3 separate regions of the Homo sapiens genome follow, and regions 1 and 3 are each linked to region 2. Evidence: read pairs that join two places in POLR2A ChIA-PET (ENCODE). Cell type or tissue: MCF 10A. All regions are shown on one strand. Region 1 overlaps CRYBG1 (crystallin beta-gamma domain containing 1). Region 2 overlaps CRYBG1 (crystallin beta-gamma domain containing 1). Region 3 overlaps LINC02532 (long intergenic non-protein coding RNA 2532).

What was found. ChIA-PET counts read pairs that join two places held together with the same protein. Peaks named below come from ENCODE experiments on the same cell type or tissue, not always from the same donor. Only the 100,000 strongest peaks of a DNase experiment are listed, where the experiment ranks them.
Region 1: POLR2A ChIA-PET joins it to region 2 with 5 read pairs; 16 of 35 experiments call an interaction of 5 or more read pairs at or near these places.
Region 3: POLR2A ChIA-PET joins it to region 2 with 5 read pairs; 3 of 35 experiments call an interaction of 5 or more read pairs at or near these places.

What each region holds. Positions count from the first base shown.
Region 1 is chr6:106,503,538-106,506,037 of GRCh38, reverse strand. The region is part of intron 2 of CRYBG1 (crystallin beta-gamma domain containing 1); the gene reads right to left. Among named protein-coding and RNA genes, the nearest start is that of RTN4IP1, 120 kb to the left of the region's middle. In MCF 10A, no CTCF peak of the experiment used is centred here; no DNase peak of the experiment used is centred here.
Region 2 is chr6:106,560,085-106,562,584 of GRCh38, reverse strand. CRYBG1 (crystallin beta-gamma domain containing 1) reads right to left here. Exons shown (of 22, transcript NM_001371242.2): 19 at 1,659-1,782; 20 at 1,085-1,243. Among named protein-coding and RNA genes, the nearest start is that of RTN4IP1, 68 kb to the left of the region's middle. In MCF 10A, no CTCF peak of the experiment used is centred here; DNase peaks (open chromatin) are centred at 394 and 1,024.
Region 3 is chr6:106,741,805-106,744,304 of GRCh38, reverse strand. All of the region lies in intron 1 of LINC02532 (long intergenic non-protein coding RNA 2532), which reads left to right. Among named protein-coding and RNA genes, the nearest start is that of MIR587, 41 kb to the left of the region's middle. In MCF 10A, no CTCF peak of the experiment used is centred here; no DNase peak of the experiment used is centred here.

The DNA.
Region 1 (2,500 bases), 57 kb after region 2:
AGCCCAAATCTGACTCAGGAAAGTGGAACAAAATCTTGTTACATGTACTCACCTGTGCATCCTTCTAAAATGTGGTCATCAATGTACAAAAGTAACTTTTTTTTTTAAACACGTGTGATTCCCTAAGAGCTCTCACTTTGTTGATTTCTGAAAGATACCTTAGCTTTTCAATTCAGCCACATGGGAATGAGTCAACTGGATATTACTGTAAATGATAGGATTGGCCATGTTACTTGTTCACAACATATGCATATGTGTGTTTGTGCTAGTGAGCAACTTTTTTTCCTGAGCAGTTTTTTTGTAAAAAAAAAAAAATAGCATGAGTTGTGTGGCTTAAAAATATAGGAATTTGAGCTACTTTACACTTCAACTTTAAAAGTTAAAATAGGGGTTAGAAAATTCTGTTCAATAGAAGCAAGAAAGACTTTAGACTCGTGACAGCTAACTAAAGAACGAAGATGGGGAATGGGGAAGGGGGAGAAAAAGGAGAAACACACACAGAAAAACAAGGCCAGGCATGGTGGTTCACGCCTGTAATCCCAGCACTTTGGGGAGCTGAGGCCAGCGGATCACTTAAGGTCAGGAGTTCAAGACCAGACTGGCCAAGATGGTGAAACTTGTCCTACTAAGAAATACAAAAATTGGGCCGGGTGCGGTGGCTCATGCCTGTAATTCCAGCACTTTGGGAAGCCAAGGTGGGCAGATCCTGAGGTCAAGAGATCGAGACCATCCTGGCTAACATGATGAAACCCCGTCTCTACTAAAAATACAAAAAATTAGCCGGGTGTGGTGGCACGTGCCTGTAGTCCCAGCTACTTGGGAGGCTGAGGCAAGAGAATTGCTTGAACCCGGGAGGCGGAGGTTGCAGTAAGCTGAGATGGTGCCACTGCACTCCAGTCTGGCAGAGCAAGACTCTGTCTCAAAAAAAAAAAAAAAAGTTAGCCAGGTGAGGTGGGGCATGCCTGTTGTCCTGTGCCGGAGGATCACTTGAACCCAGGAGGTAGAGGTTGCAGTAGCCAAGATTGCACCACTGCACTCCAGTCCATCTTAAAGAAAGACTTTTATGAGACATGATTCTTTTTTTTTTTTAATAACTTCCAGGATATTCATTCTGAAGACTTTTAGAATTAAAGTTAAAATTGTATTTTCCCATGATAAGTGTATGGCAGAATATCATCTCAGTATCAGAAACACCAGGCAGATGAAGTTAAGTTTAAGGGAGGATCCACATACAGATCCCTGATACCACAGACATTGATTTGGAATAGGCATTAAAAATAAATTAACTATCCTCCCCACCTTTCCGTTTGTGTTTTCCTTTCTGATATTGATTGGGATAATATATGTGGCCTGTTCTATACACACACACACATATACACACACACAAACACACACACGCACAGCAAAAAGAATAAAGAAATGTTCACATAAATGAACTCTGATCTATTAAGCACAGAAGCTTTTCATTTTAACTTTTAAAATATTTTCTATTATATATGATTCAGTTACCTAAGAGTATACTAGATATAATTTAGCTACTTCTTTATGATTCTGGAGACAGAACTATGAACCTCTGTTACTACATTTGTGCTACAATAGTGATTTCTTCCAGGGCTGTTAGAAGGAGTGAAGACTACGGCTTACACTAAATGACCCACAGACTGTAACACTGTCTGGTAGTAAGCAGATCTCTTATGAAAAGGTATATGAAACTGTGACATTTGGCCATTTTTGATCTACAGTCCAATTTCATATGATATAACCAATAATCCTTGAGGTTAGGGCTTCAGAACCTTCTTCTCCGATGTCACTGCTCCCAGTCTCCCGGGGTGGAATGTCTGCTTGCCCCATGCTGCTTCTAATATTTGTCACCACTTCTAGTGCCCACCTCATCTCTGATGCTATTTTTCTTTTTTTAAAAAAATCTTTTTTCTGTCATTTCAACATAATGTAACACATACCTCTCTACTTACACCTCAATGGTTGTGGTTTTTTTTTTTTTTTTTTTCTAATGCTGTCACTTCAGGCCAAACAATAATATCATCCTGTTGGGTACAATCAAAGGTATACTATTGGGTGAAAGAATAGTGACAGACTTTTTAACTTCCAGATTAACCTGTGTCCTGAAAAAGAGGTGTCACTGAATACAAAAGCCATCAATTATAAAAGTTAATTTATAATTTATAATTATAATTTCATTCTCCCAAAAAGCTTCTTTTAAAAAGCAGACTCCCAGTTTCGGGTTGGTATTGTCTTTAAGTCATTTATACTTTGACAGAGACAAAGTGAAACCTAATTGTTTCAAGCCATCGACACATGATCAATCAGAAAGGAAGATAAAAGATAAGATCATGGAATGTCTGAATTGTAGGATCATTTACTCATTCATTCCACTGATAATTATTGAGTGTCTACGTTGTGCCAGAATTTTCTCCGCACCTTAAAGAGGCAACCTGTGGCCTGTAGAATCGAATTATTTTTTCTAAGACATAAGTCAGGC
Region 2 (2,500 bases):
AACCCGGGAGGTACAGGTTGAAGTGAGCCGAGATAGTGCCACTGCACTCCAGCCTGGTGACAGAGCAAGACCCCGTCTAAAAAAAATTAAAGTATATTATTCTATATTGAGATGAAAGCACTGTGATAATCTAGGAGACTTTTTCTCATTGACCTATTGAATTCAAAGTTGTTAAATAACATCACTGAAATGTCTGTTAGAAATAACTGCTGAAAGACACCATTTTCTTGGATTAAGACAATTCAAAGGCAGAAAGCTTCTTTTCATGATTCCATATTACAACTACTTCTGTTCCTCCTGCTAGTTCTTCTATGCATGTCCAAACAGTACTTCTGTTTACTGAAAGAATTCCCCCTCCAGCACAACAGACCCAATTAACGAGTTGTACTCCTTTTCGCAAGGCTGTGTTCCTTCTGCTGACTCACGGGGCACCAGGTTTTTTTTGGTTTTTTGTTTTGTTTTGTTTTGTTTTTTTAAAGAAAATCAGGAGCCAACGGTCAAGCTCACAAAATCAAGGAGTAAAAAAGTTTTATCTACCATAGAAGCATGAGCTTCTTTCATAAAAATCTTACTACAGTCAGCTTTTAAGTGTCTGTTAATAGTAGGAATGATGCAGGAGGGACATGGGCCATTTTCTAATTTACAACGTATGACACTTAGGAAATGGACTGTGCAGCACACAGAGGGATCTCTTTACCCTTCATCCCGTTCTGTGGATTTCCCCAAAACAAACCAAGAGTGATTTTTGTTGACAGGGCTGGAGCTTATAGTTTGTTTCTGTAACAGTTACATTAAGGAAAAAGGGAAGAATAACACACTTCCTTTTTCTACTACTATATAAAAATCAAGCATAGAAATAAATATTCTATCTTGGATCAGTGCTATATTTACCTTTCATTTTAAGTTCCTAGACTGGTTCTATCAGAGCTAGGATATACTGTCATGAAAAAAACAAATTCATTTCTGAAAGTACTCCAGGAATTGTGAAATTGCATCTACTTGAAGAAAAGATCAAAAGCATATGAAAGGATGAGTCACCTCCTAGCAAAGCCATCACAGGCCCCCGTGGAATCCTAAAGCTCACCCTGCATTTGATACATCCTTCTTGATAGATCCAAATCTGATCATCGGCCCCGACATCCTCCATGACCTGTATCCTCAGAAGCTTCAGATCCTCTAAGTTTCCATTGGTTGACATGAATAACCCTGTTGCTTTGTTTCGAAGTCTGAAATAAATTCGCTTCTAGAAGACAAAACCCCCAGCAGTTGTTATACCAGATGTGCTGCTGGAAGCACTGAACAAGCATGAATATCAGGAAGAATCCAAAGTGAGATATGGATTAAGGGTAATTACCATACTCAAGAGTCTCAGAGGTTTTAAATTTTCTCAATGAGAAGAGTTTGACAAAATGTCAAAGCGCCTGAGGCAGGGTGCCTGCCTGTGGATAACTGCGTTTGATGTTCAGTTTGATGGCCTTCTGAAGCAGCCACACCTCTTAGCACCAGAAACTGAGCCCAGATTATTGGGGCAGGGAAGGAGTTTATAGGGTGAGGCCAGTTATAAACTTTGAATAAAAAAATTGGATAAAAAGTTGGATTGCATTTACAAAAAAATTTCAGAGAAGAGTCTATGCAGAGCATGGAGAGGAAGAAAATACCTGAACAAAAGGTCGTAGAGAACCTATTTGGCGACAGCCACTGAATTCATACCAATTAGGTACTTCTGCAGGTGACAATAGGAACTGTCGCCCTCTGTAACTGCCATATTCATAAGTAACCCATCTGAAAACAAAAATAACCACAGTAAGTGGCAATTTTCATTTGACAGTGGACCCCAATTACATTTATTTTTAGAATGCTTTCCATTTCTAGACTGAACTATATACTTTTAACATACATTGGGGGAAAAATGATCTTTTCTAGAACACTTAAAAGAAGTAATTTCTTGACAAATAGCAAATTTTTGTTACATGAGTACTTATGCCAAAAAGTTCCATTCTTGAAGAGAAATAGGTAAGTTTTTTCCTCCGTAAAGCAGTGAAATATTGTCTTTTAGTGGATTCCTCAGTTCTTCCTGGGAACTATTCATAAAATAGCTTCAGTTGTAATAATGGGTCTTTAAGTTGTTAATATTTCCAAAGCTCTTAGTAGGTGCTAAATAGGGTTAAATAAAAAGTTTTGTCTGCAGTGAGAGTAATCTTTGTTAAATCTAAAAAACTGCTAAGATACTCAGTTCCCTTCCGCTCAGATGCTACTGCTGCACACCTGAGGAAGTATGGGTTTAAGCGCAGACTGGCGTGGAAGCAGCCCAGCGCCCTCCTCTCTTGCATATTACATCAGGGAAGAATGCACTCTACTTTTAATCCTGGAACTTAAATCCTGGATAAAATTTTATCATTTTAGTCATCTTATCATAAAAACAAAATATTAAAACCTACTGCAAAAAAATCACCCATAATTCTACCACCCTAATATTCTATAATTTTTTTTTCCAGGTAGG
Region 3 (2,500 bases), 180 kb before region 2:
GTTCCAGCTCCCTTTCTAGCCTCAGGCATTTCAAGAAAATCACTTGTCTTCTCATTACAAGCAGTCAGAAAGAGCAGACAGTAAAATACAGATAAGACGGGCACAGAGGGAAGTGGGAGGAAAGTCTCTTGGGTAACTGCCAAACTTCACCCTCATACAATGGGCCCCAGTAAAACAGTGGGCCTTAATAAGCACATTCCTTTCCTTTCAGGTGCACTAAGATAGGAAGGCTAAAGGCAGATTGGGGGGATATGCCTGCAGCTACAGAAAGATGTATGGGAACAGACACACAACTCTCCCTCCCAAATAAGCACAACAGAGAGACACAGAAGCAGTCCAAGCCTCTGATAAACTCTCCCACCCTGAATCTTTAAAAACTCTTAGTCTGCAAGAGAGTGTGGCTTCTGACCTAACTCGATCAGAAGTCCCTCCCAGGTTTAAAATAAACCTGTTAACTGTTGAGCCACCCTTCGTGTTTCTCTCCTCTTTCTTTAATTCTTACAATGCCTTCCTGATGGCTGACTGCCAGGAAACCCCTTGGATACAATAGCCTGAAGCTGCTTACTCCCCTGGGTGTTGCCCTCCTGGCTACCCATGGAAGAGCAAGCCCTGTTGACAAGAGCTTCCCCCAGCTCTAATCCTACCTGGTTATGGTTTATTTTCTTTCCCCACCATCTGGGCAGTTATGTTGGCCCAAGGAATTTGACTCAGTATTATCATAGCATAGAGCTAATTTTATATGTATTTATTTCCATGGTAAACAAGTTATTCCCATTGTCTGTCATTCCCACTAAGCCTGCTAGGGACAGCCCAAAGGAGCAGCTCTAAGTGAGGATACTTTGCCCTGTATGACCCCGTCCCTAGAGCAGATTGGTTCATGGTTGACACCTAACAAAAAGACAGCCAATCGATAGGTTGGTCAGCAACTTTTCTCATAACCTGACGCATACATAAAAGCTGGGTTAAACGCCATTTCTACCTTGGAAATTTAACCAAAGAAAGGTCAAGAAAAAGCGAAAAGACTTGGGAGGATGCTTTGAAATGAAAAGATAAGAATTGGAGCTACAGTAGGTTGTAAGAAGCCCCGGTTGCAAAATATTGAAACTATGAGCAAGCTGTAGTGATGGTGGAGAGAAGAGTTTCAGGCCAAGGGAAAGAAGCAGCTCAGAGGAGACTGAGCTAGGCCAGTGGACATGGCCCCCTAACTCCTGCCACAGAGCCCTGGAGTCTCCTGGAGCCAGAGTGGCTCCTCAGTCCCAGGGCAGTGAGGCCTATCCCTTCCAATGCCTCTTCCTTCCTTCTGTGGAAGACCAACTCCATTGATGTTCCATGTTTATCTCCCTCCTGAGCTAACCTAGCTGAGTCTGCTCCTTACAATCAAGAAAACCCACCCACTTTACTGGATTCTCTCTGTGTGCAGCGATGGTGGCATATATCTTTGTAGCTTTTTGCCTCTAATATAATGCATTATAAGGGTAAGTGATGAGTTCTCAGTAAATGAATGTTGAATAAACGAATTTTTGAAAGCGCAAAGGAACAGACAAGTTCATACACTTACTGTTATGTTGTAAAGTCTTCAGTTTGGCTTTCTCAAAGTTGAACAAAAGATGGCTACATTCCTAGCGTCCCCCCAAGCCTTTTCCTAGTCCATGAGTTTAGAGATGGACTGCAAATTTTAAACAATACAAATCTAGAATCAGATTCAAAATCTCCTTCAAGAGGACAAACACTCTACTCCTATTCTCAATCCAGTTTTTTGAACTGATCAGCCCACACACGCACGCACACACACACACACACTCAAAATTATTTTAATATATGGACAGTCCTCAGTGTTTTTGTTTGTTTGTTTGTTTGTTTTTTGAGATGGAGTCTCACTCTGTCGCCCAGGCTGGAGTGCAGTGGCGCAATCTCGGCTCACTGCGAGCTCTCCCTCCCGGGTTCACGCCACTCTCCTGCCTCAGCTGGGACTACAGGTGCCCGCCACCACGCCCAGCTAATTTTTTTGTATTTTTAGTACAGACGGGGTTTCACCGTGTCAGCCTGGATGGTTTGGGTCTCCTGACCTCGTGATCCGCCCACCTCAGCCTCCCAAAGTGCTGGGATTACAGGCGTGAGCCACCGCACCTGGCCATCTTCAGTGTTTTTAATACCTGAGTTTGTGGTTCTAATTGTCTGATTGAGCTAAAAATTAACAAGAACTGGTTTGAGAACATCTTCCTGCTTGGAAGTTATTTCACCAATTCATTCTTTTATAACACTGTAAAAAAGTAACTTATTACAAGGTAGTAGTAACCTTTTCTTCCAAAGAAATATAAAAAATCAATTTGGTTATGAAGAGAACTTTTGAACTTGGAGTTACTGAAAATTATTTACCATCAGAGGAATATGTACTGGTCCTAAGAACAATGATAAAAGCCACAGTCCCTACTCTGGCAGCTGCTGGGCTGGTGGCAGAAGTTGTCTCATCTGCTTTTCCCCACCATTCTGGGAGCACTAG